Linked DNA regions of Mus musculus: regions 2 and 3 are each linked to region 1. Evidence: chromatin loops called from intact Hi-C (ENCODE). Cell type or tissue: heart. All regions are shown on one strand.

Region 1 (8,000 bases):
TCCGTGGGCAGACCCCTCTATGGGCTGACAGGCGGTGATTACTGTTGCCAGCCCCACATTAGGAGAGAATTGAATGGGAGAGGGCCCCCACCCGCCTCAGGCTCCCTACAATAGCGCTTTTGTGAGGTGCTTTGCTGCCTTTCTTTCCTCTTCCTTACCAACCTACGTCAGGAGCAGCTCTGCCTGTGGAGAGAAGAAAGACAGACAAAAGGAGGAGTGTTGACTGATCCACCCCATCCTGGGTGGAAGGAGGGAGGGTTCTACTTGGGAGAGAAGGCTGTGTTCCTGTCCCCCTTCCTCCCTGGGTGATAATCCAGAAGGGCTGCCTGAGGTTAAACTCCCCCACTGACTTTTATCCATCAGCTAGCCTTATTTGTCTGGAAGTTGACCCTGGAGATGAGACCTGGGAAGGGACATCGTGCAGAGACCAGCAGGTTCCCAGAGATGGAATCCAAAGCCTCTTGCTCTTCCAATCCTTCCTGGATTGCCCCCCTGAAGTCGGGTGCACATTAGACCAACAGGGGTTAAGTTTCCAGGACTCCAGTTTCCAGGGCTGGGGTGGGAGGGTGCACAGCTGAGGGTGGAGAGAAGGAAAGTAGGGATGTGTTTGTTGGGGAGCTGGTGAGACAGACCAACATCTGGGATGGTCACTGCCCCTCCTCCCTGCCCAAACCGCAGACGCTGTGGCAGCAGGAAAATCGGAGCGGCTCAGACCAAGGATTGTGCAACCCAGACCCAGGAAGCCCCAGTGCTGGAGGTGGGAGTGGGGACTTGGGCTCAGAGACAGAATCCACTTCAGAGGTGAGGCTAGACACACATAGATACCGCACGCTGGTTTCTACACTAGATTCCACAGCTAGTAAGAGTCACTTTCTGGTTCAAAATCCACCAAGAGGTGGAATGGGAAGCCCTGGCTCTGGCTGGGCTCCAGTGTCCAGCAGTCAGAGGCTGAGTGCCATTGCTGGTTCTCTGCGGCTGCTGTGGAGCACATGAGTGTGGAGGGGGAGGCCTTTGTCCAACAGTGCCCCACAGTAAAATGTGTAACTAGAGAAGTTCCCGAGGGAGCTAAAGGAGGCCAGCCCAGCCCAGCCGTGGCTAAGGAGCAGAGACTGGGGCAGGAGGAAGAAGGCAGAGCCACGAGAACTCTGATCAGAGGGCTACCCCAAACACACCAGAGAGGAATGGTGGGTTTTCCTTTTAATGCAAACTGTTACCATACAAAGTGATGTGGGGAAAGCCCCATTCTCCCCTACACTGGAGGGGGAAGGGAGGGAGGGCAGCTTTGTCTCTGAGTTCTCTCCCTTCGGTCATACTGAGGGCAAGAATGCTGTCGCCTGCTGTCTGGGGTTGACCCTCTCCAAAGGACAGGGCTCTGAGTTTGGAACTAAACTTTGTGGACATAAGGCAGGAGTGAAGATTTAGGGTGTTTGTTTGCTGTTCAGTTCTAAAATGCTACCCAGGATCTGGAGTTCTGCATAAAACAGAGGGGCTTGAGAATTTGGTTGTCCTTTAGAAATTAGGGTATATGAGCTACCACCACTGGCCTTCGTTTTGAAGGATGAACTGCAGGAGAGCTCACAGGAATATAAATGTCTGGGCATAAGAATCAAGAGCACAAGGCTAGCTGCTTAAACTTCCTCCTCCTTCTTCTTCATCTCCAATTTGTAGACAATCTGGTAGCCATCATCCCAGGCATACAGCTGGCGCTCACGGGGGTTATAGCGAAGGCTGGCATGGGCACCATATCGGCGTGGAAAATAGGAGAGTGCTGCCCTTTCAGGGGCGAGAGTACCACTGGCATCGAAGGAACACTGAATACGAGCCCTACTGGCAGGGCGGGTGTTATAGACAACGTACAGGGTCCCACAGATGACAAACGCAGCCTCTGCGTTCTCTCTGGGACATGGTGTGTCCCACTGCTGCTCTGTGTCAAGTGTCTGTGGGTCTAACTTGGCTAGACACAAATGCCTGTCATCATCTCGAGTGGCATAGACAGCCCACAGGCCCTCCTCATCAGCTGCCAGGTCGATATATGTATCTGCTGTCAGGCCGTAGGGGGGTATCAGGCTCTCTGCAGGGAACACTGAGCTATCCACCACTGTTCGGTTTGCCAAGTGAAATTTGATCAGCTGCAGAGTGTTCTCCAATTCACCACCCCCTCCAGGTCCTCCAGGAGGCCTTCGAGCATAATAAAGGAAGCCACCGTACACCAGCTGCCCCGTGCCTACCCAGGGGAAGGGCACCCGAATTCGGGAAGCTTTCCGGGCAGCCATGGCAAGGGTGAAGTCACGCAGCCTTGGGAAGACAAAAGCCGTGTCGTTCTGGGTGCCGTCTAACACGTAGATCTTCTCTGCTGGCCCCAGCGGATCCTTGGTCCATAGGCCAACTGAACCACCAAACCGCTTCAGGATCTTCATTGACCTCACCTGAGCGACTGTGTAGCTACAGTCTGGTGGGGAAGAGGAGAAAGCACAGGAGAAGGAAACAGAGGCCAAGAGTTAGATGTGTATAACAGGAACTTCCCCCAGAGTGGGCCACCTGGGGAACAGAGACACACTTTTCCGTGCATGTGTCCACTCACGGAGGGTTGAGAGATGGAGTACCGATAAAGGACAGGCCTCTAGAAACTCTCAATGAATGTGTCATTCTGAAAGATAGAGCTATGGTGGCTTGGGACAAGAAGAAAAGCAGGAAAGGGGAGTTCTGAAACTGTCTGGACCTCTGTGAGATCACTTACCCGTCACCATATCGTATTTCTCATTTCTTCGGCCCTTGCCTTTGGCTCCAGGACCTCCAGTCACCTTCTCATCCAGCTCTACACAGGGCAAAGCTGGGTTCTGTGTCTCCAGATAGTCTACCTCCCTTTCAAGACGGTCCACTCTTCCTGAGATGGAGTCTGCTTCAGTTCTGAGGGTCTCCCGCTCCTTCTCTGCCACCTCCAGGAGAGGCAACATCTTGTTTTTGAAGTCCCGAAGCTCGGCAGCATGCCGACTACTCTGATCCTGGCATTGGGCCAGCCGTTCCTGAAGGGATCGGGGAGTCAGGAAGGGTGGGTTGCAGGTTTATAGCTCCCAGACAAGCAGAGGCCCAGCCAGGGAGTCAGGGCCAGGAAAGGGACCAGCTCAGCCATGCTCCCACAGCAGAGGAGACTAGTCAGTGGTACCATCCCATCCGAGGAACCTGGCTTAATTTGCCTGAATAAGAGTCCTTCACCTTGCGTTCTCAGTGATCTGAGCCTCCAGGAAATTAGGATGCTACAGACTTCAAATTGTCCAAAAGGGAGTAGATGTGGGGTGCGGGGAAGAAACGGACAGGAAGTTGCAGGCAGATTGCCTGGGAAACTTGAACAGTATAGCAGCATAGATGCAGCCCGATTCTGACTCTCATTTCCCCTGCCCCCTTATTCCATCTAATCTGAGGGAGCCGTGTTGCGTTTATTTGCTGGGCAATTGTCTTATGTTGGGGAAATAAAAGTCTGTAGTTAAGAGGCTACTCGTCATTAAGGACTTCTTACACAACCCGATCTTGTCACTCCCAGAGCCCTGACAGCTAGTTGCACCTATAGATGTGGACTCATCCTGGGTGAGAAGAGAAACAAGTCCCTCACCTCTAAGGCAGCTAGTCGGCGTTCCATGTACTCCACAAGGTGGTGCTGCTGTCCCTGAAGGGGTCCCGTCCATGACAAAAAGAAGAGGAGCAGCAGAGGAGCACTGGGCCCCATGGCAGCCTTAAGTGGGGCCAGAGGAGTGTGTGCATTCGGCCTCTTTCCCTCCAGCCCGTTAGCTCTGGGGGCGGGGCGGGGGCGGGGCCTCCTCCTTCCCATCTCTGGTGTCTCTCACTACTCTGGAATGCTTTCAGTCTCTTTACAACCCCCACCCCCTCCTTCCCGCCTGGCCTGATCAAACACAGATGGCCCCTTTGCACAGTCGCCAGAAGCCTTAACTACCAGCAACTTAGACTTGTGAGCTCCTCCGGAAAGGGGAGAGATGGCAATCTGGAGGCAGAGGCCTTCTGAAAAATGAGCAAGTTGCAGGAAGCCGAGACCCCCGGAAAACTCAGCAAACTCCATTCGTTTTAGGAGAGGGCTTCCAGTGCTGACTCGGTAAGAACCCAGCACCCTTCATTAACCTATCCCTTCTCCAGAAATAACAGAATGGATTTTCTGCCTTGTTCAGTGAAGCCAGAAACACAGGAGATGAGGTTTGAGGGGATGGGGGTTGGGGCAAAGGGAAGTCAACTTTCTATAGCTCATTGGCGCCACCTTGTGCTGAGCATTCTGGGGCCATCTCCCATGGCAAAGAAATCAGGCGAGGACTTCACCGTGTGGAGAATCTCAACCTAAGCAAGCCAAATCACAGGGCTCCCTATGGAGTACCAAATCTCTGATTTAGCCCAAGGAAAGGAATAGAAACAAAACTGGAGGTTGTTGAGAAATGGGAGGTGGGGTTTTTTGTTTTTGTTTTAAGCTAGCTGACTTAAATATCCTTGACATGACTTTCCAGGTATTTCCCAAATAGGAGGGTGCAGCAAGGACATGCTAGTTTACATTCATGGATTTAGGGGAGAAACCTGAAAAAAAAAATATGTACAACATAGTCTAAAGGAAAACAAATATATTCTGACCTTCCTATCACTGGGAGAGAACAGACTATTGATCGCCTTTCTTGGTTATGGTTCAGTAGGGCATTTGTAAGTATCTCTCATTTCTTTAAAATTAAGTAAAAAAAAATTTGGTTTTTCAGTTACATATGCTTTTATGTGTCTGTATACAGGTATCTGCATGGGATACAGGTATCCGTGGGGACCAGACGAGGACGTCAGATCTTCCAGAGCTGAATTTTAGGAGATTGTGCGCTGCCTATTGTTCCTGAGCACTGAGCCCCTCTCCTCTGAAAGAACAGTACACTCAACTACTAAGCCTTCTCTCCAGCCCATGTTCCTCCTTTCTATCCAGCTAAAGCTACAGGGGAGCTAGGCAGGAACATACATCAGAAGAAGTCAAATATGCAGCATTTACAAAGGGGCCTGCAGTGATTAATCTAGACAAATTCCAGTTTCTTTTCAGGAGAAAATTTTGTTCACTTTGGAATCAAGAGAAATTGGATCAGAGGTTCTTCTTGTTTTTAAGAGTTCATTATGTGTCTGTGTGGGTATGCACCCTGCAGCTGGAGTTAGAAATCACTTGTGAGGGGTCTGACTGGGTGCTGGGAATGGAACCCAGACCCTCCATAAGAGCAGCAGGTGCATTACCGCAGAGCTGTCCCTAAAGAGGTGACAGCTCTAACAGGGCCTAAGGAGACAGACAAAAATATCTTTCCCTAAGTTTCATTTTCACTGTGCTGATTTGAATGTTTGGTGTCATGTGCTAGGAAATGATGTTAATTAGTTTATCTCAAAAGCCATCTGCCTTTTCAAGGGGTCAGAGTCAGGGAAATACTTCCTACAAAATTATATTCATTTCCAGTATGGAAATGTGTACAAAGATGTTCTAATGTAGCAGTGTTCTTTCTACTCATGTTCAAACAGAATGCTTAGGCACTTCAAAGAGGCCACATGTCAGTCCCCTCCATGTCCTAACACAGAATTGAAACCAGCCACAGTCAGAAAATTTACCCATTTTATTGATGCATTGCAACTGCTCTACTTTTTTACCATATTATGTAGAAAATACTGAAAATACAAGCTACTTTGTAAAACCAAAGACAACAACGAATCCAAAGATAAACTATGTTTTACACAATGGACCCTTTTCCCATAGTTAGTATTAAATTTTAAATAGCTATTTCTTTTGTTAAAATGATTTTACATACTCCCTAAGTACACCTGCATTACAAACATAGATCAGTAATTCTCAGAACTACCTGTTTCTAGAAGCTTGTTGTAAAGGAAGCACACAACCAGAAAAGGGAGAAAGAAAAAAAGTTTAACCACACACAGGAACTAGCATATCAAATACATTTAATAAAGTAGGAATTCCATTGCAATATCAAGGATTCAAAGCAGAAATACTAACATTACATATAATGTACATATAATGTACTGCTACATATAGTGAGATTATTTTTCAAGCTGAATTGAATTGAAACCACACATTATATAAAGTTTAGCAACAAACAACCATGGAAACGTGGAGACATGCTGCACCATCCATCAGTTAAAAAAAAACACAAAGCAGGCTTGGCCATTCCTGTCACCGAGAGGCAATTTCATCTCCTATCCTAAAACAAACCATCTCAACTAGTAAATTCCTGCATACTAATGCAGAATAGGACAGCCAGTACTGTGCTGGCCTGGCTAAGCCCCTCTAGCGGATGATGACGGATGAGCAACCACAAAAGCAGGCTCTCAATGGCCGGAACTGTTTGAAATGGGGTTCTTCTTCCTGGGGTTAACAGGGTAACCACCTCCTAGTTGCAACTGGGGACTCTGGAGTGACTAAGTGTCCTGGTGTGTGCCTATGCAACCCTTCCAGTTCCTCTCTCACCTGGGAAGGGAGAAACTGGAAATGCACGTTCTAAGAGAAGGTTTAAAGCCTTAAGCTGTTCCAAGGTCAGGCAATGCTGACCTAGGTCAGCGCTATGTTCGTAGGGCTCTCCTCCATGCCATCAGGGCAAGCAGTCAATGTTAAGCCCCAGGCCAGAATGAATGTAAAACTATGTCTGGCGCATACACATTCAGCAGACACAGATGGGTTATCTAGGAAAATCTGAAATGTCAGTTTGCAGAGTGACAACCTCAAAGTCTGTAAAGTCACACTGCTAGCCAGATGTCTCAGGTAACGATGCAAACTCCTAGGCATCCTCTTTTCCCATAAATTTAAGACTCCCATCTTCAATAACTGCTTATTGGATTAGGGAGGTGAGGAGGTGGGGACAGGGTTGGTTTGTTTTTTCCCTGCATCTCATTCCTATAAAAACAATAAATCTTGTCCCTTATAGAGAAAAGGTTAAAAAAAAAAATGTTTGCCTAGAAACTAGAACTGTATTTAAATAGGAAAAACCCAGAATGCTTGGGGGAAAGGAAACACAAAGATCACACACAGAATGACATAAACGGTATAACACTAGTGACAAACTACACAATGATGCGTGGTTATCTCAACCAACAGACTGCTGAACGCACAGCTTAATATAATGATTAAAGAAAAGACAACACACACCACGTTGCCGGCAGGCTAAACTGACTACCTGCCCTGCCCTGGAAACTCTTCCTCCCCATGATGAAGAAACTCCAAGTTCGTTGACAGCCCCTCGGTGTTCCACCTGGTTCAGAGCTTTCCTGACCGGGTTCCATGAAATCTCCCATCTCCATCCTGCACCTCCCTGACACCACCTACACAGAACCAATCCTAGAATTACCACTCTGATATAATTTAATTCAGGTGGACCACATCTGTAGCTTAGGGTTAACCTTCTCCCCACAAATCCCTCACGGGCAAGAATGTCCCCACCCCTAGTACCTTCAACTTGACCCAAATCCATGGAGGGGTTGAATACTAGGACAATTTTACAGTGTGAAGGGCCCCAAGAACAACATGTTGTCCCAAAGAAACCTCAGGAATTGTTCAGATTCAAGAGGTTTTGCTTTCTTTTTCATATTCGTCACTAATTAAGAAACCTTTCTGTGAGCTTCTTGTCACCAGTAGTTCTACAAAACCCTTCTCGTAGTATGGGGACATATTAAGCAATACAACAGGCTCTTTGGTATAAACACATCTGTTACATGCTTTAAAAAAAAAACAAAAAACAAACAAAAAAAAAAAGCCAAGCAAAGTTTACCAGGAACGACAGCTATGCAGAAAGGACTATCATATCACATGGAGGAGAGAAAAGGAATCCCATCCTAAGTGATGCACAAACCTTCAAATATGCATATTTAGCACTGGCGTCACTCTTCTCGCCTGCTTCCTGAACTCTCACAGAAGCCAGGTAGCAAGGCACAGTGAGAGAGCCACGTTAGGGAATGCTTCTGTGAGAACTGAGCTGAAGATCCAAAATGGA
Region 2 (8,000 bases), 71 kb after region 1:
TGTGTATCAGTTCTCCTAGCAGGAATCCTATCTGTACCTTGCTGCTTACAACAATGCCAACAGCATGCTGTGTGACACTAGAGACTCTTCAGTTCTGCCACTGTAACGCTTACAGGCCACTCCTTTTTGAACAGTATGCAGTCACTTGATTCAATAATATCTCCCTGCCTGAACATTCACACAGACGTGCTGAAGGAAAAACTCCATGCTTTCCAAAAGGCTTAGAGATTATACGTCAGGTATGTTTCCTCTTTCCCTTCATGCTTGTCATTTTTGCAAATTAATGGAAGATGGTTTTGGCTGAAAGGAAGCTGAGCGCTATCTTACAGGATGGCTAGGGTTAACAGCAGAGACAGGGTAGAGTGGAAAGCATCTTAAGAGGGACCACCTAAAAAGCAAAGTCAAGGTGATTAGGGAGATAAATCACTAGGAAGGCCAGCCAAGGTCTTCTGAAAATTCTGTAGATGAAATGGGGGTGGATGGAGAGTGTGAGGTAGAAAAGTGATAAGATTTTAATAATCAGAATACTATGTCTTTATAAAAAATAATACAGTAGGACCGTCAAATGCCTGGATGAGAAGTGGGAAGCGGAAGTTCCATCAAAAGATACTCACAAAGAAAAAAATGCAGGCCTGAACTTTAAGCAATGGCTGTGGTGACAGACATGGGAGTTGCTACTTAATAGTTGTTTTCAGACTTCACTGTTTCACAACTAAATTGCTAACTCCTTACAAAAATGTTTTGTTTTATATCCACTCCCTTTGACTATGATTGAAATTTCACTTTTGAGGCAAAATGTAGTTGTTTTTCTGCTTTCTGTACATCTTTTTCCTTCTCTGGGTCCTACCTTAAAACGACAAGAAGCCCTCAAAGTCAGACACCATATTTTATTTAGATTTATATCCCCATTGCCTACTAGGTAAGTGCTACATTACAGGGCTAATTATATATTTGCAAAATTAATCAAGCCCTACTACAGGCCGTCTCCTAACCAGCTGTGCTGTTCTTGAGAAAATTCTGCATGTTAAACTTCAAGAATAGTCAGCCATAGTATTTCTTCATGAAGAGTTGAGTAATCCTGAGGGTAGGGAATATTTCTCAATCAGTTTGGTAGTTACCCTGGTAGGTGTATAGTTTTTTCATTATTTTTATTTAAGGTCAAATTTGAAACTCCTTTCAGAGTTAGGACATATACTTTAAGATAGTCATTTTCCTCTTTTAAGGACCTTTAATTTTAGGAACAAGCAAAGAAATTATTTAGAACAAAATCTGTTTTTTTTTTAATAAGAAAAGCTGATTTTCATAAACTATCTCTTAAAAAGCAACTTCAAAAGAGTCCCCAAAATATTGTATACTGCTGTGGAGTCACTTGAACAAGCAAACAGCTGGTCTTCTAATGCACCTATTTAAAGCACAGCAATCATAAATTCACTTAGCAAATATTTATTGACTCCCTCTTTTCCAGGCATTGTATAGGCGCCTGAGATAGCACCCTAAGAAATATAGAGCCTCATTATAGTAGAACCTACATTCTAGCAGAAAAACAGTAAAAATTAAAAGGAATAAATATGGAAACTGTGAAATCTATATTAGGAGACAATTAAGTGGAATACTGTTCCTCTTCCAGTTAAAACCACTCAGCAGCTCTTTATTGAGATTGCAGTCAAGTTTAAGATTGCTCAGTTCCACTCCAACTCCTCTGCCTTTTCAGCCTCCCTGCATTCTGTGTATCTGTCGCACTGGCTGCTACTTCTCTGACAAAGCGTCCTCCTACTTCTTCTTAAAAATGTTTATTTATTTTATATGTATGTGTGTGGTCCTGAGTGCATATGTGTACCACATGTATCCAGGGGCCCTCAGATCCCCTGGAACTGGAGTTACAGATGGTTGTGAGCCACCATGTGGGTGCTGGGAATTGAACCCGGGTCCTATTGAAGAGAAGCCTGTGCTCTTAGCCACTGAGCCATCCCTCCAGTCCTCTTAAAAATTTCTTTTTATTGTTTGTTTTGTTTTATTTTGCTTTTCAAGACAGGGTTTCTGTGTAGCCTTGGCTGTCCTGGAACTCACTCTATAGAACAGGCTGGCCTCAAACTCAGAAATCCGCCTTCCTCTGCCTCCCTAGTGCTGGGATTAAAGGCGTGTGCCACCACTGCCCAATCCTTGAGGGTTTCTTTTGGAGTTTGTTTAGGAGTTTACATTTGTGTGTTGCGGGATATAGCAGCAGAGGCATATTTAAAATGTACAGAATACACTGGGAGGTGATGGATTTAATTAACGACAAAGCTGGGGAGAAGAGATGAGAATTTAAGAGTGAGGATGGTGGGCAAGTTCACATTTTTTCCCCTTTGGAGATAAGAGTCTTTCTACAGAGCTGTGGCTGCTTTGGAACTCACTATGTAGACCAGGCTACTTCTGCCTCCTGAGTGCTGGGATAGAAGGTGTGAGCCACCAAGTCAGCTGGGAGGTTCAATTTTAAATAAGATAACCATAGTAGTTTTACAAGAAAGGTGAGCAAGGCACAAAGATTTGGAAAACAATGAGGACCTTCAAAGAATTTTGATTCACTAAGCATGAATGGAAGAAAAAGGGAAACCGCTCACCAATTTTTATGTTGTGTTGTGGGAACTGTCGGATTAGCTGGACAATCTGCTGAGTAGCCTCTTGTCGGGAAGGAAGAACCAGGGCTGGATTGCAATTAGTGTTGTCTAGATACAAAGTATGAATCTGTTTCCCCAGTATCAGAGCAGGTTCCTTCAGCATGGATGGTGTATATCGAAAATCACCTGGAAGAATAATATGTGGGGTATAAGAAGTGGGCAAAAAACAAAGGCTAGAAGACAAGCCTCTTCTACCTTCAGTAGCAGATGGAGATTGGTTACGAGTTTATGCAAAAACTGTCCTGGCACTGAACTGTACAGTCTAGTTTCTTTGTGAAAATGTCTCTTTCCCACTCTTGGAGATTTTCTGTTTGATTGATGTTTTTCTTATGAGACAGGGTTTGTCTACATAGGCTGGGTGTCCTAGAACTCACTAAGTAGACCAGGCTGGCCTTGAACTCATAGAGATCAGCCAGCCTCTGCCTTCCAAGTGCTGGGATCAAAGGCGAGCACCAACATGCCTTTCTTGTTTTCTTGCTCTTGTGATTTTATTTAACAAAGTAAAGGATGGATGGTCAAGTAGGAAATCAGTTGGAAAGGGTCCCTGTGCCTGTATGGGATAAAGCTATCTTTCTGGGTAAAGGTAGCTATAAAGTGTGAGGAATGCCTTGGGAGGCTCACCTGTGTATAGAATTGTTCCAAAGTATCCTTCAAAGAGAAACATGACAGAACCAGGGCAGTGATTGGCATCTATGAGCGTTACAGTCATGGTTTCTTGCCCAATTTCATCTAGAGGTAATACATGACTCTCGCCAACCTCCAGGGCCCGGATCCAGTGCTTAGACACCTGAGGAAAACAGTTGGTCACCCGAGTAACCATAGACTTCTCTTTCATCAAGGAAAGCTGACCGAGTTCTGAACCACTCTCATGTAAGCTGTTATAAGGATTCCCAAGAAATCTCTCCTTCCTCTTCTGTCTCCCACCCTTTGTACAGATTTAAACTCAGAATCTGAAAACAGTCTAAATAAAGATTCTCACACTTTCTCCTATCATGATAATCCCAGCCATGGGTGGGAAACAACTGTCAAAAAAAGTTCCAGTCTCACACCAGCCACTTCTACTGACACAGACAAGATGAGGAGATGTTAGACAATATGTGTTTTTATCTAGCACATTAGATGAATTATTGGGGGCGGGCAATGAGTGTTGGGGATCTAACTTAGGGTTCTTGCACACACTAAACAAGTGTTCTATCACTGAACAGTCTGGTAGATTCTTAAATGCAAATTAGGAAAGCACTGGTTTTTGAAAAGATAGGAATCATTTCCTTGACTAAAAACCTCCAGGTAGTTAACTAGAAGCCAGTCTCATTCCGGGATCAATTCCCACATTTGTAAAAATTCAGTCCTTATGTCTCCCACTCGGTAATCCCCCAAACTGTGACAGATCAGAAGTCCCCACCCAGATTCCTGGACTAGGTCTCAGCGATCAAATCCCAGCCCCAATACCTGCAGGCGACGATGCAAGAGGCAAGCAGTGATGGGAGAGCAGTAGAGGGGCCGGGCCCAAGTGCTAGACAAACCCACCGTGTGGTCACAGTGCATGTGGGTTAAGAAGAAGAGCCGCGCCGAACCGGCACGGCGCAGGCTCCAAAAGTCCACAGCAATGGGCGTTTGGGGGATTACGACCCCGTTCATGGTGGCAGAGTTGAGGTGTCACCCAGTGGGGTCTTCGCGGGAACCGCACTCCTGAGTGAGGTTTCCACGACAGCGTCCCAATGACAAGTGGACTCTGGAACAAGTCCAGAAGCCCTAAAGGAAAACCATCCCAGAAACGGAATTAGTAGACAGAGTGAGAAAAAAGAAGGTGGCCGCGCTCGGGACGATCAGGATGAAAGCGCCCAACGCGGAAGAAGTCGGGAGAGCATCACTCACAACCGCGCGCTGGAGCTCGGGCCCAGTCCCCACATTGTCAAAGCTCGCGCGGCGGCGGGGAGACAGACCCTAGTAGTTGATTTCCGATCGCCGGCCGCGGCGCTCACACAGTGAGCTGCGCGCCTGCGCCGAGGGGGAGAATGGGTGGGGGAAGGGCGTCCGGAGGTCGGTGCCCCCCCCCCCCCCCCCCCGGACCTGCGCTCGGCGCTCGGCGCGACCCGGAAAGCTGCTCCTTGTGTCTCAGGGCGACGGGGCGGGATTTCCGCAGGAAGCTGTCTGGGGTGTCCTCGGCCACTGGGACTAGATTCCCAGGGAGGAGGCTGTGCTAGGTCTTTGGCCTTTTGCTAGTGTAGAATTCGTAACTGGGCCTAGAGAGAGTTGAGATCTGCTGGGCAGAGCCAACGGCCTGTGGGTCTCCGGGCGGCTCCTGAAGGGTCGGGGCTCGCCCGAGGACCCAAGAATGTGTTCCGCCCTGGGGGGCAGGCACAGCAAAGTGACATCTCGCCGTTAGTGTTTTCACTGACTACATCTCCTTTATTCAGGCTCCCACATCGAAATTAGGAGGAGCCCACGAGTTCCCTACGGGTCTGTGGAAACTGTCCCGTGAGTGTTGGCGACGATGCCATACCTTGGCTCTGAGGACGTGGTGAAGGAACTGAAGAAGGCTCTGTGTAACCCTCATATTCAGGCTGATAGGCTGCGCTACCGGAATGTCATCCAGCGAGTTATTAGGTATCACCAACCTACCATAGAATTCTAACTCCCCCCCCCCCCCCCCGGCCCCACTTTTAATCCTCTTCAGAGCTCTGCGATCACTCTGAAAAAGTTAAAGAAGGGCAGTTTTATCTTTTGGCCTTGAGGCTGCATTTCTGGGTTGTCATCTCAGTCTTCCGTGTGGAACACCATGCCCAGTTGAGAGGTCTCCTTCATACCACAGGCTTTAGCAATTGCGGCTGACTCCTGGTTCAATGACTTAACGTAGAACAGTTCTCCCTTTTTTCTAGATTCAGACCTGTATATCTTTCTGCTTGCTTTACATTTCGACTTGGATAGTTCATCAAAGATATGACCAAAATAATACTATCATTCTTCTCCTCTTTAAACCTACTATTCTGCTTGTATTTGTGTTATGAATGTCACCAGGCACCCTACCAAGCTTGCTAGTCAACCTTGAAAACATTGTCTACTGTCAGGTGGTATGAAAAATTCAAAATATCAATTCTTGTTCTTAAAGTTGTACTGTTGTTGGCTCAGGCTGTAATTACCAAAGCCTGTTGTGGTAGTTTATTAATAAGTAGCCTTGTCTCCTCACTTTGGTTAGGATTTTTTCTATTATATATGTTTGAACGTGTAACTAATCTATAGTTGTAGCTCAAAACTGTAGGTAGGACACAAAAGTCCCATGGGGTCCTTTTTTAAAAAATCGTGATCTAGGGATCAATTCTGATTTCATTAGGATGGGATAGAATCCAGGAACTGTATTGTAAATAAACAGTCTCAGTTGATTGTAGTAGTTTGGTTCCACAACATTGGAAACAGTAATCAGTGGAATGAAATCTAAACTTTTTGTTTGTGTTGTTTTGTTTTTGTTTTTTGAGACAGGGTTTCTCTGTGTAGTCCTGGTTGTCCTGGAACTCACTCTGTAGACCAGGCTGGCCTTGAACTCAGAAATCCGCCTGCATCTGCCTCCCAAGTGCTGGGATTAAAGGTGTGTGCCACCACCGCCTGGCTGAAATCTAAATTTTTTATCATGCCACCCAAGGAACAAAAAGAATGTTTAGTTCTTGCTCGTGCCTCCTAGCATGAATCATTATCTGTGTCACGTTTTCCCAGTGAGCTGGTCACAGAGCTAAAGCGTTCTGTGACGAAGCATTTTCTGACTTCCATAGTGGCATGTGGATGTGGATCTTCTTGGTCTGTATTTTGTGTATTACTTCAAGTAGTTACACTGGATTTTTTTCAAATCAGTGATGTTCTTAGCTGACTTCTTAGTTGATCTTGAGTTCCTAAACATCTGAAGCCACTATGGAAGTCAGAAAATGCTTCTTCACAGAATGCTTTAGCTCTGTGACCAGCTCATTTGGAAAACGTGACACAGATAATGATTCATTTTATTTTGTTTTGAGACAGCCCTAGCTATCCTGGGAACTTACTATGTAGGCCAGGCTGGCTTTGAACTTTGAACATGGCTTTCACCTGCCTATGTTTCCTAAGTGCTTGGGTTAAGGGTGTGGGTCACCAAGCCCTGCTTTTTTAAATGTTTATGAGCATTTTGCCTGCATGTGTAAGTGTACCACAAGTATGGCTTGTACCTGGTGTCTGTGTATGTCAGAAGAAGGCATTAGATCTCCTGGAGCTATAGTTACCAGTGGTTATGAACTGTCATGTGGGTGCTGGGAATTGAACCCATCTCTTTTGCAAGAACAACAAAATACTTTTTAACCTTTGAGCTCTCTCTAGTGTGTACCTTCTTATAGATGATGTCCCCATATGATCTCTGGAATGTTAAAGTGGAGTGTACCATTGCCAGATCACGCCATTGGTATGTACTAAGGATTCAACAGTGTGAGAATAGAGAGCAACAGTTGCAGACTCTTAATAGGAAGTTTTGTGTAACATTAATAGACAAAGTAGACCCAATTGTATTTCTCTAAAAGCTCATAGTTTGGCTAGCTAGCCAGAGCACATGTAAATACAACTCTTCCTACAGATTGGGAATTGTGTGTTTTACTTCTTTCTGCTCTGTGTATTTGTGACAGGCACATGACTCAGGGCTTGGACATGTCTGATGTTTTCATGGAAATGGTAAAGGCCAGTGCCACTGTAGATATTGTTCAGAAAAAGTTGGTTTATCTGTATATGGGCACATACGCACCTTTAAAACCAGATCTAGCACTCTTGGCCATCAATACGCTCTGCAAAGACTGCTCAGACCCCAACCCAATGGTTCGAGGACTGGCACTACGGAGTATGTGTAGCCTCAGGTGAGTGCTTCGATACCCTGGTTCTCAGTGGTTGGTGACTATAAGAGACTGTAGAGCAGATTTGTAGTGAGGACAGCTTAAGTTCCTGAATACTAAATAAGGACTGTTCTACTTTGAACTCAGATTTTCAGCCATTAACTTCGACTTTCGAAACTGTATCTCATGGTTTTCTTAAAGGTGATTTTCCTTTATCTTGGTGAAATAGTTCTGAGTTTTGGTTAAAAATGTTTAATGAGTCATTACTGTAACTTGTGCTGGGTGTGCAGCATCATTACAGATGAAAAGTCAGATTATGCCTTATTAAGTTTGATAGAGGCTTTCTCCAATTTCTTTTGATCTAGTAGATATACATTCAAGCATGAACTATTAAATAGTATTTAAACTAAACCTCTGATGATTGAAGAAGAACTTAATTTTGTCAAAACTATTATTTCAAGATCTGACTGACTCCAGGATGTGTCTCTTAGGATGCCTGGTGTGCAGG
Region 3 (8,000 bases), 340 kb before region 1:
GACATGGACCACGACCTGTAAGCCCCTGTGATGTAGACTTGTTCATTGGGTCAGTTCTCTTCCCTAATACAGATGGGGTGATATCTACTAGAGCTGCAAGTGGGACGCTCTTATTAAGTCTACTCTTCAAAGGCTGGTCTCTTCTGGAAATGCCCTCACAGACAAACCCAGAACTGACATCTTACCAGGCACCCAGACATCTGTGAGACCAATCAAATTGACACAGGGAATCAATCAGTGCAGTCAGATTTTATTTAATCAGAGACTGGTGGGAATGACCTAGAAGCAGAGATAGAAGTATATGATTCAGGCAAACAGGTTGGAGCTGGAGATGTGTGGAGCTTTGGTATCATCTGTTTCGGGCAATAACAAAAACCAATTAGGGCTACAGGACCAAAGGCAAAGGGCCAAAGGGAGGGAGATCTTTGCCCTGTGATGCGTAGCACTGCCGCAGACCCTCTGGGTCCCTTTGTCTTCGTGGAATGAGTCTCTGGGTGCAGATGGGCAAGGAGTCGGCGGGTGACAGACAGACCAACACTCGAGATTGTGTAGAATCTGAATGTATTGTCACAAAGTGAACACCAGTCTTATATAGTACAGAAAATAAAAGGGGTAGGAAGTCACAGCAGGCAAAGTACATTGAAGTTGCCTGACACAAAACAAAGGAATGACTTCAAAAGGATTTACAGGAACCAAGTAGATGTTTACAGTAAAGATAAAGCAGTCCTGCCTAGGGTCAGCTCAGTGACAGGTAAGGATTTCACACTCTAGTGTTATACCTTTGATCCTTGTGAAGGCTAGCACCAGGGGGTTCTGCTCTTAGCAGAATGCCCCCCTAATTCCTAGGCCTTGCTAAATTCTTATATGAGTGTAACTTTTAAGTATCTGGAGAATCTCCATTTGTCAGAAGAATTCACCAACTTGCTTCTAATATGCAATGTAGCCTGTACTGAAGATGTCTATCTCGGTGGGATTCCCTGGCTCTATTATGGTATTCCCTTGTTTGGGTGAGATTTGCTACTGTCCTAAGAAAATACTTTGCAGATCAGCTCTGAGCTACTGGCTCCGTCTTTTGCTTACTTAGTTACTGAATAGGTAACTTCCTTACTGCATTCCTGCCAGATTCCAAGCTTCTGGGACCTTGGAACACTGGTGAAGGCTCTGGTTATGTCAGAATTCAATCTTAAAACGCACTTATAATAATATAATACTAAAAGAGAGCACGTAAATCCATACACCAGACTGACTCTGGATAGGGTGTGAGTATACTGGTTAATGAGAATTCCAAAGCTCCAGGAGGTGAGTTTCCGTGAAACTCTTCCTCGTGAGTGCTTCTAGGCTTCTCAGCCTGTCAAGCAGACTTCACTGGAGTGTGCGTGGCCTTTCCCAGTGTGCGTGGCATAGCACCAACACAGGACTGAACAATATGTTCTGATGTGTTAATGTATTTTAATGTTACACATATAGAAGTGGCCTGTGACCCCTTTGAAGAAAAGTTCTCAAAGCAATGGAGTCAGGCTGCTACTGTTGCAGGGCTTTGGTGACCATTTTAGATTCCGTCTATGTAGCTACCTCAAGTAGCATTCATGGAGATGCCTATGAGTCAACCCATATATCTAGATCACAGGCATCCGGTATGGCTATTGGAGATTCCAAAATGGTTGAAAACCGTCTAAAGCTAGCAAGAATTTCCTTCAGCTGTCAAGCCGTACCAATTTGGAAACAACTCCAAAACTGTTTATCAACACAAACGTTTAGGGCACCCCTGCGTATTGTCTGTGGTACAGTTTATAAACATCTATAGTGCTAGCTATTCCCGTTAGCAGGAATAGAAGGTGTTCTGAAGGGTTTGATCAGAAGGAAACAAAAGATCACAGCTAACTTGATACCCGATTTCCTCAGAGTGCCCTGAGGGACTCCCTGGACCTTTACTAGACAGAGAAACTTGTCAGAGCCCCATTGATCATGTTCACAGTTGCTCTCTCCCCAAAAAGTTTGTCTTCCATCCTGCTTTATTAGCCATGAAATGACCCTCCTCTTCATTCCCTATTCAAAGTCCTGAGTTTAATAGAGCCTAAAAATATCAGAACTGGGTAGAGTTGCTCTCAGAGTGAACCCCGGGGAATGTATAGGCTGCACAGCTCAGCCTATTGGAAACCTGATCAATGGAACAGAGTTGGAAATGGGGGATAGGCCAGGCTTTTGGTTACAAGAAATGATCTTCCTGCCACTTTTGTGGCTTGTATCAGCTTTGTGCTGAGATGGGGTGGGGGATACCAGTGTGAGGCAGTCTCGTAGCGAAGTTTAAAGGACGTCGATTTACTTCAGTTGTGAGAGGCTCAGGCAGAGAAGATGGACTTCAAGACAAAAAGCATGATCAGGGATAAATGCAGGATCTTTTGCAATGATAAGCTAATCAAGGTGCCAAGAAAACAGTAAGGACACCTGTGCACCTAATATCAGCTTCAAACACCAGGAGGCACTGGCCCCATCTCAGCAACTGTACCGGCTGGTTTTGTGTCAACTTGACACAGGCTGGAGTTATCACAAAAAAAAGGAGCTTCAGTTGGGGAAATGCCTCCATGAGATCCAGCTGTAAGGCATTTTCTCAATTAGTGATCAAGGGGGAAAGGCCCCTTATGGGTGGGACCATCCCTGGGCTGGTAGTCTTGGATCTATAAAAGAGCAGGCTGAGCAAGCCAGGGGAAGCAAGCCAGTAAAGAACATCCCTCCGTGGCTTCTGCATCAGCTCCTGCTTCCTGACCTGCTTGAGTTCCAGTCCTGACTTCCCTTGGTGATGAACAGCAATGTGGAAGTGTAAGCTGAATAAACCCTTTCCTCCCCAACTTGCCTCCTGGTCATGATGTTTGTGCAGGAATGGACACCCTAAGACAGCAACTGACAGAGAAACTAGAAAAAGAGCACAGAATTTAAAGGGTTTGAGCAATGCAATCGATTCTGTCCTAATTGGTATAAACATCACACATGCCATCTTCAGAACTGAATGTTTTCTAGATGGTATGCTATGGTCCCCATAACATAGACCATAGGTCAGCCCTAAAACCTGTGGTGCACACAGTATGCTCTCAGATGCCAGCAATCAATAGCAATACACAATGTAGGGAAACAGAGCCACCTACTTCTAAATGACCAGCACAGCACTAGGGGATTCAAGAGTGAAGTTAGAAAATACTTGACCTGAAGTGAGGATTTAGACGTACCATGCGGAAGTTTCTGGAGTGTAGCTGAAGCAGAGTTTAGAGGGATTTGTATGGATTTAAATGCTGACAGTAAGAAAAACAAACAAACAAACAAACAAACAAACAGGTTGGGGCTGGAGAGATGGCTCAGTGGTTAAGGGGACTGGCTGCTCTTCCAGAGGACCTGGGCTTGAATCCCAGTAACCATGTGGTGGTTCACATCCATCTGTAGATCTAGTTCCAGGGGATCTGATCTCTCTTCTGACCTCTGTAGGCTTCAGCATGAATATAGTGCACAGACATACATGCAGGCCAAACACCCATACACATAAAATTAAATACATAAATATAAAAAAAAATTAAAATCCCTGTCCCTAGAAGCATTGCAAGTGTGGCTGCTATGTCACATATTGACCACTAGGTGGCAGAGGAGAGACGATGACTATGCTCTGATTAGTAGCCTAACATTCCCTGAAGAAAGCGATCCTGAGATGACCACCAGTCTTGTTCTACACAGGGTGGAGGCAGACCATACCTGAGATGACCCATGCCAGGTGCCATAACGCACCATCTTGGCATAGCACTCCTGAGATCACTCCTGAGGTGACTCCAGACACCCAAACTCCTGGCACCACTAAAAGGAGCAAAGAAGTGGTGGAGAGATGGGAGAGAAAAAGAAAGAGAAGGATGTGGGCACAGTGAAAAAAGGCAGAGCTGGAGACTCAAGGGTAGTGAGAAACAGGCTGGTGTGAGTAGCTGATGTGTTAGCCAGTGATGCCACCTGGGACCGTGGTGGGGTCCTGGCCTGTGCTGCCACAGGGGAGCACATCTGGACCATGGCCCTGTAGCAGCAGGGGTCTGTTACCACCAAAGGCCAGACAGACATTCCTACCACCCAGGGACATGTCTGAGGGTTCTGCAGACCTGGCCCCACCCCTTACCTGGACATCGTGGAAGAGCTGGCCCTTGGGGGAGTGGGAGCAGAAAGCTGACCCCAGCCCTATGCAGCTGCAGTACTCGGGAGAAAGCCCCGTTCATTGCGCACATTGTGGGAGTTGTGAGTGGTCCTCCCACCCCAGGATACTAGCCAGTGTGGGAGACCTGGCCCTACCCTAGTCTCCTATGCAGTGGCTGTAGGAGGGAAAGATACTCTCTTCCCTCCTCACCTCTCACTATCTGCAGCAGGCAGGAGACCTGAGCCTGGGGCCACGAGAGCAGGAGAGCAGGCCCTGCCTTCACCTACTGCGGCACTCAGAGCAGGCCCTGCTCCTTGCCTGGGCAGCACAGTAGAGCTCCCCCTGATGGTGGGGGTGGGGGTGAGCCAGTTTTGAGGACGTGAGCTTGGGAGAGCTGCTGGCCCCACCACTTGTCTTCCATTCGAGGGAGAAATGTCTCCCCTCACTCTTGTCCCTTGCCACCGATGGCAGGCAGGAGAACTGGCTCCGAGGTCGTCAGAGTGGGAGAGCCGGCTCTTGCCCTGGGCAGCACAGCGGAGCCAGCTCTGGATGTGGTGGTGGTTGCTGGTGATCTGGTTCTGAGGGTGTGAGTGTGGGAGAGCCAGCCCTGCCTCTTGTCTGCTGGGTGGAGGCATGGAAAAGGGAGAGATGCCCTCCTTCCCTCCTCATCCCTTGCCATCTATGGCAGGCAGGAGAGCTGGCCCCAGAGTCATGAGAGTGGGAGAACTGGCCATGTCCCACACATGTACAACTGTACTACTCAGGAGAGCAGGCCCTGAACCATGCCTGGGCAGCAGGGTAGAGCTGGCCCTAGTGGGCTTTGCTTGTGAACTAACCCTGAGGGTCTGAGAGCAGGCGAGCCAGAGGGCTGATCAGCTTAGATACCTCCCAGGCCCAGACCCAGGGCTTTGAATTGGCCTGTCCCAACATCCACCCTGTCGATGACCTGCTGGAGTGCAGGAAGGGGCTGGTCCTACAGATCTGAAACCACAGGATCTCCATGACACAGGGCAACAGCACAGTGTCCAAGAGGAGTCCCAGTGCCCACAGTGCCCCACTCTTTCCCCTGACAACACATACAATAATTTGAATTATATATGTATATCTATTTATATGTATAAATATATATGTTATATATGCCTGTTATGATACACACACACACCCCTGTTTATTATTTGTATATGTCAGTAGACATAGCTACCTGGAGGCATGACCATGTCTGTACCACTCAGTTCCATATTCCCCAAATTGAGTTCTCAGTATTGATTTATTGACTATTAAGCTTTAGCTACACCCAGTATGACAGTCTCCTGGCTGCCTTTGGGTCAGGATGTAGTACTCTTGACTCTTCTAGCACCATGTCTGCCTGCACACTGCCATGCTTTCTGCCATAATAACAATGGACTAAGCCTCTGAACTGTGAGCCAGCCTCAACGAAATGTTAGCTTTTATAAGAGTTGCTTTGGTCTTGATGTCTCTTCATAGCAATAAAACTCTAAGACAAATGGTGTCCTATAAAGAAAGTAGTGGTGTTCATTTGTCAACCTAACCACGACACAAATGCTTTATCTGAAGGAAGCCATGCCCCACAGGTCTCAGCAGAAGGCTTTTATGAGTTCTTCCCACTGAGAAACACAAGATTTTAGAAAAATGTACATTTACGATTAAAACTTAAGAATATATTTTAGGGGGCAGGAGAGATGGCTCAGTGTTAGAAGCATTCTCTGCTCTTGAAGAGGACCGGGTCCAGTTCTCAGCACACACGTGGTGGGCTAACTCCAGTTCTCAGCACACACGTGGTGGGCTAACTCCAGTTCTCAGCACACACGTGGTGGGCTAACTCCAGTTCTCAGCACACACGTGGTGGGCTAACTCCAGTTCTCAGCACACACGTGGTGGGCTAACTCCAGTTCTCAGCACACACGTGGTGGGCTAACTCCAGTTCTCAGCACACACGTGGTGGGCTAACTCCAGTTCTCAGCACACACGTGGTGGGCTAACTCCAGTTCTCAGCACACACGTGGTGGGCTAACTCCAGTTCTCAGCACACACATGGTGGGCTAACTCCAGTTCTCAGCACACACATGGTGGGCTAACTCCAGTTCTCAGCACACACATGGTGGGCTAACTCCAGTTCTCAGCACACACATGGTGGGCTAACTCCAGTTCTCAGCACACACATGGTGGGCTAACTCCAGTTCTCAGCACACACATGGTGGGCTAACTCCAGTTCTCAGCACACACATGGTGGGCTAACTCCAGTTCTCAGCACACACATGGTGGGCTAACTCCAGTTCTCAGCACACACATGGTGGGCTAACTCCAGTTCTCAGCACACACATGGTGGGCTAACTCCAGTTCTCAGCACACACATGGTGGGCTAACTCCAGTTCTCAGCACACACATGGTGGGCTAACTCCAGTTCTCAGCACACACATGGTGGGCTAACTCCAGTTCTCAGCACACACATGGTGGGCTAACTCCAGTTCTCAGCACACACATGGTGGGTTAACTCCAGTTCCAGGGGATCCTGTACCTTTTCTTCTTCTTCTTTTTTTTTTTAAGATTTATTTATTTTATGTATATGAGTACACTGTAGCTGTCTTCAGACACACCATAATTGGGCATCAGATCCCATTACAGATGGTTGTGAGCCACCATGTGGTTGCTGGGAATTGAACTCAGGACCTCTGAAAGAGCAGTCAGTGCTCTTAACCATTGAGCCATCATCTCTCCAGCCCCATACGGTTTTCTGACTTCATTATGATACATATACAAACACACAATCAAAACACTCATGTGCATAAAAATAAATCTAAAAATATTTTTTAAATAAGTATGTTCTTCTTCTTTTTTTTTTTTTTTTTCTAGACAGGCTTACACCATGCTATTCAGGCTGACCTGGAACCCCTGGGCTCAGCCTCAGCCCCTGAGTAGCTGGGACCATTGGTGTATACCACCTGTGAAGGTTGATCTCAAATGTCAACTTGACAGGAGTCAGAATCACTAGGAGGCTCATTTCTGGATTTGTCCATCAGGGCATCCCTAAAGGGGATTAGCTAAAGTAGGGAGACTGTCCTCAGTGGGTGGCCCCTATATAAAGAAATCTGTGGTAAACTCCATGTGTGCTTGCTGGCCTTCATTTCTTCCTGGGTGAGTGCATCGATTCCTGTTGCTATCTTTGGAAGACTCAGTCTCTTGGGTCTTCCAATATGGACTCAATGCCAGCAACTCCACAGGAGAACCCAGGCCTTCAGCACCTGACCAGGACTGCCCAGGTCTCCAGCTGCACGGACTGAACATCAACTGGGTAATTGGCCTTTCCAGCAGGCAGGCAGCCATTGTTGGTAGCCTAGTCCCTATTGCGTACATTGATTTAATAAATCCCCCTCTATAGTGTAAGCCCATTCTCTTGATTCTGTCCTTCTAGAGAACCTGGTCCGACAAACCACTGTATCCACCTTCCAGTATAAGTATGCCTGGTTGTGATGTGCTTGCTTGTGCACATGAGTATGCGTGTGTGCAGAGGCTAGACGTCAACTCCAGGTTCTTCCTCAGTCATGTCTCCTCTTTACATTTGGAGACAGGGTCTTTCACTGAACTTCCAGATCATTGATTCAGCAAAGCTGCTGGCCTGCAGGCTTCAGGCATCCTCCTGCCTCTGCCTCAACCGTGTTGGGATTACCGGCTCACACTGCCACACCCAGCCCCTTTCTCATCCTCTCCCCTACTGAGTGATATTCTTAAATGAAACTGGTCATTTTTTTCTCCAGAGTATGGAGATGGGCTGCTGCTGCCACAGATTGATGTCACAGGTTTGATTTGTGCCAGGGCTTCAACCCTT

Evidence for each region. Hi-C counts contacts between places; a loop is a spot of excess contacts. Peaks named below come from ENCODE experiments on the same cell type or tissue, not always from the same donor. Only the 100,000 strongest peaks of a DNase experiment are listed, where the experiment ranks them.
Region 2: it touches region 1 in a loop (3-fold over the local background); 7 of 42 quality-filtered maps call a loop at or near these places.
Region 3: it touches region 1 in a loop (6-fold over the local background); 21 of 42 quality-filtered maps call a loop at or near these places.

Annotation. Positions count from the first base shown.
Region 1 is chr3:103,734,215-103,742,214 of GRCm38, forward strand. It overlaps Olfml3 (olfactomedin-like 3), which reads right to left and starts at 3,787. Exons shown (of 3, transcript NM_133859.2): 1 at 3,608-3,787; 2 at 2,738-3,023; 3 at 1,180-2,449. The coding sequence starts at 3,721. The coding sequence ends at 1,629. Hipk1 (homeodomain interacting protein kinase 1) reads right to left here. Exons shown (of 16, transcript NM_010432.2): 16 at 5,601-8,000. In heart, CTCF peaks have their summits at 3,626 (motif pointing right) and 4,273 (motif pointing left); DNase peaks (open chromatin) are centred at 667, 3,017, 3,807, 4,257 and 3 weaker places; H3K4me3 peaks cover 4,468 bases; H3K27ac peaks cover 5,088 bases.
Region 2 is chr3:103,804,794-103,812,793 of GRCm38, forward strand. It overlaps Dclre1b (DNA cross-link repair 1B), which reads right to left and starts at 4,594. Exons shown (of 4, transcript NM_133865.2): 1 at 4,107-4,594; 2 at 3,279-3,444; 3 at 2,601-2,783. The coding sequence starts at 4,295. It overlaps Ap4b1 (adaptor-related protein complex AP-4, beta 1), which reads left to right and starts at 4,724. Exons shown (of 10, transcript NM_026193.2): 1 at 4,724-5,264; 2 at 7,292-7,516; 3 at 7,984-8,000. The coding sequence starts at 5,152. Gm15471 (predicted gene 15471) reads left to right here. Exons shown (of 5, transcript NR_040412.1): 4 at 135-239; 5 at 3,421-3,647. In heart, no CTCF peak of the experiment used is centred here; a DNase peak (open chromatin) is centred at 4,698; H3K4me3 peaks cover 2,749 bases; H3K27ac peaks cover 2,445 bases.
Region 3 is chr3:103,389,366-103,397,365 of GRCm38, forward strand. It overlaps the pseudogene Gm25009. Among named protein-coding and RNA genes, the nearest start is that of Gm25869, 34 kb to the right of the region's middle. In heart, a CTCF peak has its summit at 3,614 (motif pointing right); no DNase peak of the experiment used is centred here; H3K27ac peaks cover 399 bases.